Linked DNA regions of Homo sapiens: regions 1 and 3 are each linked to region 2. A link is a contact called in ENCODE Hi-C or POLR2A ChIA-PET data. All regions are on one chromosome and are shown on one strand. The core of a region is the stretch at or near the end of the contact, and the rest is flanking DNA. Distances in the headings are between cores, read along the strand shown.

Region 1 (3,056 bases), core at 260-2,759, 140 kb before region 2:
AGTGCAGTGTCATAGAAGTCTGGAACAAAGTGGCTCAAAAGAAGAGTCTAGTTAAATACATTATGACCCAGGAACTATAGTTCTAGGTATTACGAAACAGAAACATACATAGGAGATAACCATAAGGATGCTCCTAGAAGTATTGTTTGTAACAGCAAAAAAGGTGGAAACAATGTAAGTGACCACCTACAGGACAACAGATAAATTGTAGATTATTCATACAGAGGAACACTACACAGTAGTGAAAGTAAACACTCTAGGGCCATGCATGGAAACATGAATCGGTCTCATAACAAAATACTGAATAAAAAGAGCAAATTGCAAAAGAAGATATGTAAGAATAATTTTTAATATAGGGTCTAAAAATATAAAAAACAACACTATATACTTATATAAGGGAACATATATGTAGCAAATATACAAAAACAATGTGTGGTAACAATAAATATCAATCCAGTATAGTGGCTACATCTAGGGGCATAGGATAGGGATACAATTGGGAAGAGATACATGGGGACTTCAGCTGAATTAATAATTTTTACTCCTTAAGCTAGATGGCAAATACAAATGTTTATTATATTTTTGGTACCTTATATCTGAAGGACTTCATAATCATTCAGCACAACAATAACCAAAAAAGGGAGTAGTTCATCAGGTCAAAAGCTGCTGTGAATAAAGTCAGGAGAGAGAAGTGATACTTGGATTTGCAAAGACAGAGGTCACAACTGGCCTAGGTAAGAATCACTTCAGCAGAACAGTGAGAGATAAAGGTCATGTGAAGTGGTTTAACTAGGAAAACACCCAGTACAGGCAACTATGCAGAAGAGCTCTATGACAGGGAGCAGAGAAATCCGGCATGCAGCTAGACAGAGAAATGGGATCATTTCCCTTTGAAATATGGATTTTAGAGGCTTGTCTGTATGACAACAGGAAGAAGTCACTAAAAGCAGAAGAACAGCTGATACAGGAGCTGAAGAGCATGACTACAGGAACACAGTCCATGAAAAGGCAGAAGAGGTACCCAGTACTAGTGGAGGGGTCAAGGTTAGATAGTATCAGGTATTTTATTTCCAAAGCAGCATCCCCAGTAGTATTCAAGCAGATATTGCATCCACAACATAATGATACTAATGGCAACTAAGAAAAGTATGCAAATTTGCAGGGAAAATAGCAGACAGGAGGCAGGACTAACTAGCAGCTCCCACTCAGATGGACAGAGCAGTGTGTGGAGACCCATATCATGAAATTTTGCTCCAAGAACTACAGCAGGAACATACCAGGAAAGCGGAGGGTATTCACAGGCCCTTTGAAGGAGGCGGATTGCCACTGCAGACTCCGTGGGACAGCTGAGGAACTGAGTCGGCCTGCTTTCTCAGCTGGGAGGCTTGTGGTCTGGGGCAAGTTCTCAGCCCTGACCACCAGCTGCCTGGAAATGAACTCAGTGCTACAGATGAGGCACAGTGGGAGGAAGACCAGCCTTTAGGGCTGGGGGATGCATGGGAGCTGGGTGAGGCCTGTAACAGCCAGCTTTCCCCCAATTCCCTGGTGACCTGTGTGACACAGCAGAGGCAGCCATAATCCCCCTGGGAACATAACTCCATTGGCCCGTTCACACCCCTATTCCCCATAGCAGCTGCAGCAAGCCCCACCCAAGGAGAGACTGACCTCAGACATGCCTAACCCTGCCCCAACCCGATGGTCTTCTCTACCCACACTGGTGGCCGAAGACAAAGGACATAAGCTCTTGGGAGCTCTGGGGCCCCACCCACCGCATGATCATCTCTATACTACCATAGCTGATGCACTCTTGAAAGCACCACCTCCTGGCTGGAGACCAACCAACACAAAACCAGCACACTTAACAAAAATACAACCAAGGACCCTCACTGAGTCCACTTCACTCCCCGGCTACCTCCACCAGAGCAGGTGCTGGTATCCACAGCTGACAGACATGAAGATGAATCATATCACAGGACTCCCTGCAGACACTGCCCAGTACCAACCCAGAGCCCAGTAGCTCCACTAGGTGGCTAGATCCAGAAGAAAAATAACAATTATTGCAGTTCAGCTCTCAGTAAGCCCCATCCTAGAGGAAAGGTGAGAGCACCACATCAGGGGAGCACCCTGTGGGACAAAAGAATCTGAAGAGCAGCCTCTGAGTCCCAGATCTTCCCTCTGACATAGTCTACCCAAATGAGGAAGAACCACAAAAATAATTCTTGTGACATGACAAAACAAGGTTCTTTAACACCCCCAAAAGATCACCTTAGCTCACCAGCAGTGGATCCAAACCAAGGTGAAATATCTGAATTGCCAGAAAAAGAATTCAGAAGGTCAACTACTAATCCAATCAAGGAGGCACCAGGCCGAGCGTGGTGGCTCACGCCTGTAATCCCAGCACTTTGGGAGGCTGAGGCAGGCAGATCACCTGAGGTCAGGAGTTCAAGACCAGCCTGACCAACATGGTGAAACCCAATCTCTACTAAAAATACAAAAAAAAAAAATAGCCGGATGTGGTGGTGCTCGCCTATAGTCTCAGCTACTCAGGAGGCTGAAGCAGGAGAATCACTTCAGTCCGGGAGGCAAAGGTTGCAGTGAGCTGAGATCATGTGACTGCACTCCAGCCTGGGTGACAGAGTAAGACTCAGTCTCAAAAAAAAAAGGAGGCACCAGAGAAAGGTGAAGTCCAACTTAAATAAATCAAAAAATAATACAGGTATGAATGGAAAATGTTCAGTGAAATAGATAGCATAAATAAAAAACAATCACAACTTCTGGAAATGAAGGACACGCTCAGAGAAATGCAAAATGCACTGAAAAGTCTCAGCAATAGAGTCGGACAAGTAGAAGAACTTCAGAGCTCAAATATAAGGCTTTTGAATTAACCCAAATTGATAAAGACAAAGAAAAAAGAATTTTTAAAAAATGAACAAAGCCTCGAAGAAGTTTGAGATTACGATAAACGACCAAACCTAAGAATAATTGCTGTTCCTGAGGAAGAAGAGAAATCTAAAAGTTTGCAAAACATATTTGAGGGAATAATTGAGGAAAACTTC
Region 2 (3,235 bases), core at 65-2,564:
GCTAGATTAAAGGTTGTTTTTCTGTCACCACACACCAGATATGGAGAGTAGTAAAAGCAGACAGATGGACAGTTCTGTTAGTTTTGGAGTGTGTGAATAGAGAAAAGAAACATTCTGTTCCTTTTATTCAGAAAAGGAATTTCTAGACTAAATTACTGGTATCAGCAATAAGTTTCATATTCTGACCAAAGAAACATTATTTTTTTTTTACCCTAGGGATAATGACTCATGCTGTTCTCAGAATTTTGCTTTTGTGGAAACTAAAGTGCAGTCATAAATACGGCACTGTTATTTAGATCTTAGTGCTAATGATACTATTGTGAGTAGACTAGTGATGGGTAAGAACACTAGTATTATAAACCCAGTTGTAACAAAGAAACCAAGCACATCTTAATTAGCTGATTCTAGATGGGAAAGTAGATTTTTTAAACAAATTAACTAATTGTTTTAATTCTGTGAATTATGCAATAGAAATAGGACCCATAATTTTATTTTTTTAATACTTCATTATTTTGAGGGGTTTATGTCAGAAGTTAAATTTCTAACTTCCAATATTGACAGTGGAGATAATTAAACATATTTTCTCTGCCTTTTTTCCTTATGTTCCTCAAAATTAGTATAAGTCTACTAAATCATAGTCACATACACCATAAAGCACCTATCAAAAGAGTATCAGCTAGGTGAAGTTCAAAGATTATATTCTAGTTTTATTTTAACCTTTAAAGTCTTGTAATTTAAGAAATAGAGGTTTGAATGTCTTCTTTATATACCATAGTACTAGATGCTCTCACTCTGAATTTTTACCATGTCAGGATACTCCATCACATATTTATCTCTGTAATTATAATTATTGGGCACATACACAAAAGAGTTGTCCTTTACGGTATCTCTGTCCAACCTAAAAACTTTCCCATTTCTCTTCACTTTAATCTCTTCAGTCGTTCCCTTTCCTGAATTACCTCTTTACTCCCTAGTGACGGCTTAAAGTTTTAGATCTTAAAGTTCCCTTTTTCAAACTTTCTTACGTCTTCCTCTGTGCCTTTATTTTAATGTCAGCAGAAGTTAGCTCATGAATCATAACATGTGAAGCAGTTGTTTGGAATAATTGACAGCTTTTAATGACTTATGTTAAATAGCCAGTTTAAAAGTTTTTGTCAGTTGATAAGCTTTATAAAGAAGCATTTTAATGTATTAAATCATTGTAAGTAATTTATTGTTTAACTGCATGCCTTGGGTGGTTAACTAATGTCATACAGAGCATCAGTGAATAAGAGTGGCAGTATTGGCTGGGTGCTATGACTCATGCCTCTAATCCCAGCACTTTGAAAGTCAGAGGCAGAAAGATCACCAGAGCCCAGGAGTTCAAGATCAGCCTGGGCAACATGGCGAGACCCCATCTCTGCATTAAAAAAAATTTAGCTGGGCATGGTAGCACACACAGGTAGTCCTAGTTCCTAGCTACTCGTGAAGCTGAGGCAGGAGAATTGCTTGAGCCTGGGGTTGGGGCTGTAGTGAGCCGTGTTCGTAGCACTGTACTCCAGCCTGGATAACTGAGAGAGACCCTGTCTCAAAAAAAAAGGGTAATATTCTACTCACTGATCATGTATGTTGCTGCTTTTACACAGTTATACCCATTTCAGTTTGTCATTCTCATTGCTTGCTTTTTAAGGTATAGTAATTATAATTTCCAAGATACTTGGTACATTGAACTGTACATAAGTATAAATAAATAGTAAATGCTTGAAAGGGAAAATAAAGACCACTTACTAATATTTCTCTCCCACCATTGAAGTATTTTGGCTGTATTGTATTATCGAAAAGATGGATTTTTTAGAAATCTGTGCTTACATGACTTCACATTGTTGTTGCTTTCATTCATAGAACTTGTCTTCACATCTTAGCTAGGTGACACTTGTGCTGAAATTAAGCTACCCTCTCTCTGATTGCACTTCTGGGAGATCTGAGTTTCTTTGCTTGCCAAAGTTATTACTTCAAGCTTTCCTGTTGTGAAATAGCCCTTTTGCCAGAGATCAAATACTGAAGGATGATAAATCACTATTAGTCAATAATTGCTTGCAATGGACATTTTCATTATTACTAACATAATACTAGGATATTTTGTTATTGCCAGAAAATGGGGCAGATGGCAACCAATTACATCAGGATATAAAGTTATTGTTTGGTCTTTATCATGGAAAAAGCATTGTTATTTAAATCAAATTTTTACTGTATATCATGTCTTTCATCCAATGTCGTAACATCCCAGATAGACTTGGGGTGTATTCACTTAAAAAAATACAATATCTTACGTTCATTAGAGTATAGTTGGAAGAAAATGTATTATTTTTGCAAGAAGCTGTTTATGGATTTATCTGATTAATTTATGTAGAGCCAGGAAAAAGTTGTTTTGACCAATAAATTTGGCATTTGAAATGAGCAGGTTAAGAATAGACATTAAGTGATCACCTTAAGTGCAATAAAATTTCAGTGCACTATACATTCTGTGCTTTATATCTATTTGTAAGAATACCAATAATATATCAATATGGTATAAGAGGAAAGAATAAGAGATTACTATAATAGCTCCTAAGAAAGGAAATCAGTCCAAGGACATAGGCTGAGGTTGTGATGTGGACAAAAAGATAATAGCAAGGATAGATAAATAACTAGACAAAAATGTCAGGGACCTAAGTATTTATATGGCAAACAAGGATACTCAGTACATCTAGAGCCAGACTTTTTCCAGTGTCTAATCCTTGTTGTATATTAAATACTTTGGGAACTAAAATATGTTTTATGACACTGTGTTAACTGATGCATAATTATGTAATGGAAGCCATTAGGGCCTGTGTCTTGGCAGGAATTAAACTAAAAGCAAGGTCCTTCTAGTATTTTTGGTAGAAGATTATTGGCTAGTGCCTATTTTCACAGCACATACTACTAAAATTAGGAGGACGACAGAAGACGAGCATTGCCCCTCCCTGTGCAAAATTGATAGACACATTCAAGAAGTATTCCATATTTTTAAGCTAATCTTTTTATTTGATTCACTTACCAGCAGGCTGTTTTCCTGCTGCAAAGCAAATTGGTGGAGTCCATTTACACCTTCTCCTTAGCCTATAAGTATTGGCAGAATCACCACCACGATCACAGCAGCACAGTCCAGACAGTGTCATTTGATTTTGAAAATATTGTCCTTGCAACAGCCAGCTAGGACAATGACATACTAATATCT
Region 3 (2,829 bases), core at 171-2,670, 160 kb before region 2:
AAACATGTTTCCATAAACTCCCTCCTAGTATACATTCCCCCTAAATATATATACACACATACACACACAGACTTGAAGATTAAAAACCATGAAATGTATTTTTAGGGGATTTTTTTTGGTAAGAACTCATAATCAGATCCCTTTAAAATAATATTCACGTTACACAATAGTTAACTGTCTTCATCTTTTTGTAATTCTTAATTTTCAAGTTATGAAGATCCCACAACTAAGAATTGTTGTGGTTTAAGCCTCAACTCAGATGATAAAAATCTTAAAACTCACATAAAAAGATCTATTTCTGATCTTTATAATCTTATATCAATTTATCATACATTGGGAAACTTTATCACCAGCCCTTTAAGAAATTATAAAGGATAACACCCAGCATTTGATCTTGAATAGATTTTCAGCCAATGAATGAGCCTCAGAAATGCCTTTAAAAAGGCTGAAAATCTGAAATCATTTAAGACTTTTTTGGTGCATATTATCATGGCTTTTTTAAAGCTAAGAATCTCCTGGAGATGATTTAATAAAATGTGCTGATGCCTTGAGTACTTTACAACACACAAATTCAGTGTGATCTATTCACTTCATTCAGAAACATTTTTTGTGTGTGCAGACCGAAGAATTTTTCCCACAACAGTAAGGGTATGTGTCTTGCATCCTGATTAATTAAAGCATAACAGCATCTTACAGCCTATAATCTACTTTTTTAAGTGAGCATTTAAATTCAAAAGTACACTGTATACAGAAAACCAGGCTGTTTAAAGGACCACATCTCAATTATATTGCATATATAAATTGATTATATTTGTAAGAGTATTTTACATGTAAAACACCCCCAAAAGATTAATGGGTATATGCTTTTTAATAATGTGTTTATTTCCAGCAGTGTTTATGGTACTAAGGCCAACTTTCTTAAAATTTGAAGGGAAAATAAATATTAAAATCTACCAACAAAATTGAGAACTCACTCCAGTCCCAGGCTAACTCCAGTGATGGGGAGAACGGGCAGTGTGGGCAGCTAGGTTGATTCTACTGCCAACCTAAAAGCTTACAGTACTTGCATGATTTCCAGAAGACCATGGCAGACTGTGTGCAGACTGATGAATGGAGAACCCACAGTCATCGAGAATCGGCATCAAAATAACGTCTCAGTGATGACAATTTACCTTCTTCCCTTGATCTTCAACTCATAACCAAACAATTTTCAGACAAGACTCAGAAACCGTTTTATTAAACTGGAACACAAAATGCGTGTTATAATAATGTCAAGCCTTTATCAGAAATCAGTACATAAGTGAGGATACACAGCCAAAATGAGCCATCAACAAAAGCAGTATAAATTTTAAATAAGTTTCAGATTTCTATACTCAATATGCTAAAGAAAATAAAACCGAAAGAGTAGTTTCAATTTCACAATTCACAGTTGATTGGTTTTAATCCCATGACACGTTTGTCATTCTGCAGCCCCAGAACACAGACTTCCAAAGCAGTGACTGGCACTCCGACCCAACAGCATACACAGATCTTAAGCCTCTGTATGACATTTAGAGAAAATTTTAATAAACAACCCTAATTACACACAGTTTGGGCTGACATTTTTTAGCTATATCCTTTATCAAAGATAGTTCTAGTGAAATAGCAAAAGCAGTTTTAAAAGTTTGCCATGCCATTCAATAAAGGGTTCTAAAGCCTCCCTTGGTTTTACATTTTATTCTCTAATTTAAAACAATAACTGCATTAAAATGCAACCTTAATGGTGAAAGCAAAATCGGTTTTGCTTCTGAATCTAGAGCATATTTCCAAGGAGAAGCAACTTATTGTCCCAGCAGATATATGGAATGCTTTAAAGCAGGATCTGACATACTCCAGTAAGGCATTTCAAAGCAGACACATCATACCCAAACTAAATCATTATGGTCAGTCAAGGATACCACAGGTGAACACCAAGTAACGCAGAGTTAACGTGAAATTCTTACAAATGACACACGATTTACAAAACCCCAGAAAGGTACTCAGGTACCAAAAGAGGGCAGAACAATGACCAGCCACTCCAAAAGAGTTTTGTTCCTATACATGCCATATTTGCAGAGTAGAAACAAACTGCCCTATTTGCGCTTTGCCCTAGGATAATATCACTCATTCTGACATGTGGAGTTACTCTTCCTTAAAAAAATATATCATGTAGAGAATACACAAATAATAATAAATGATATAGAACATTTATTATTTTCACTAGTGAGGGGGTCACTTAAGCACTTACAAAGACTTATAAATGAATCATGAAGGTCATCAAAATGCAAAAACATCCAATAAATGTTGCATTATTAGTATTCAACAGTGCAGCAAGATTTTTAGCAACTGCGTCGGGCTTAATTTGGAACTATGGCCATGAGAATATGTTTAAGTTCAAAGAACTGCCAGATGTCTAAAAAAAAAAGTGTAATTAGTAAAAATATGGATTTTCCCTCCAAGGGCCCAAAGGAAGTGTTCAGTTACTTTGGAAGCCATGAATTTTATCAAACACACACAAGAATATGAATCTGGAACATTTCAATTCTGATTCAATTCTACCCATTGAATCTTCATGACCTGGAGAAAGTCACTTAAAATTCTTTAGATTTTATCTAAAGAATCTTATCCACAAAAAGTGGGCATAAAAATAAAGGCATATGTAAAAATAATTTTTTCTAAACATGACTACAATAAAGCTAAAGATGGTTACTAAGGCTTACAATTTCAACAACTCATTGTACAGTACAATCATTTTTAATTCTGCTAATTATAGCTGGAGGAAGTGTGGATAATTACAATTCTCAAGGAATT

What was found. A loop is a pair of places that touch in the nucleus more often than their neighbours do. ChIA-PET counts read pairs that join two places held with the same protein, here RNA polymerase II (POLR2A). Pooled maps may share reads with other maps.
Region 1: a pooled map shows a loop between it and region 2 (2.8-fold over the local background). The contact joins two enhancer-like sites. A Hi-C loop is called at or near these places in 1 of 37 single-sample maps with no recorded cell type and 4 of 50 pooled maps. POLR2A ChIA-PET finds 5 or more read pairs at or near these places in 3 of 52 experiments (T-cell, activated naive CD4-positive, alpha-beta T cell and naive thymus-derived CD4-positive, alpha-beta T cell).
Region 3: a pooled map shows a loop between it and region 2 (3-fold over the local background). The contact joins two enhancer-like sites. A Hi-C loop is called at or near these places in 3 of 168 maps with a recorded cell type or tissue (B cell, CD4-positive, alpha-beta T cell and naive thymus-derived CD4-positive, alpha-beta T cell), 15 of 37 single-sample maps with no recorded cell type and 11 of 50 pooled maps. POLR2A ChIA-PET finds 5 or more read pairs at or near these places in 2 of 52 experiments (T-cell and activated CD4-positive, alpha-beta T cell).

The regions. Positions count from the first base shown.
Region 1 is chr3:179,045,207-179,048,262 of GRCh38, forward strand. The region is part of intron 2 of ZMAT3 (zinc finger matrin-type 3); the gene reads right to left. Among named protein-coding and RNA genes, the nearest start is that of ZMAT3, 25 kb to the right of the region's middle. RefSeq lists enhancers at 1,150-1,289, 1,310-1,389. Within about 2 kb of position 1,510, at least 2 of the 41 ENCODE cell types and tissues checked have a DNase peak (open chromatin) inside an H3K27ac peak, as active enhancers do.
Region 2 is chr3:179,181,102-179,184,336 of GRCh38, forward strand. All of the region lies in intron 1 of PIK3CA (phosphatidylinositol-4,5-bisphosphate 3-kinase catalytic subunit alpha), which reads left to right. Among named protein-coding and RNA genes, the nearest start is that of PIK3CA, 34 kb to the left of the region's middle. Within about 2 kb of position 1,315, at least 5 of the 41 ENCODE cell types and tissues checked have a DNase peak (open chromatin) inside an H3K27ac peak, as active enhancers do; they include B cell, where a contact is called at or near this core.
Region 3 is chr3:179,016,016-179,018,844 of GRCh38, forward strand. ZMAT3 (zinc finger matrin-type 3) reads right to left here. Exons shown (of 6, transcript NM_022470.4): 6 at 1,208-2,829. Among named protein-coding and RNA genes, the nearest start is that of ZMAT3, 54 kb to the right of the region's middle. RefSeq lists an enhancer at 1,283-1,392. Within about 2 kb of position 1,421, at least 2 of the 41 ENCODE cell types and tissues checked have a DNase peak (open chromatin) inside an H3K27ac peak, as active enhancers do; they include B cell, where a contact is called at or near this core.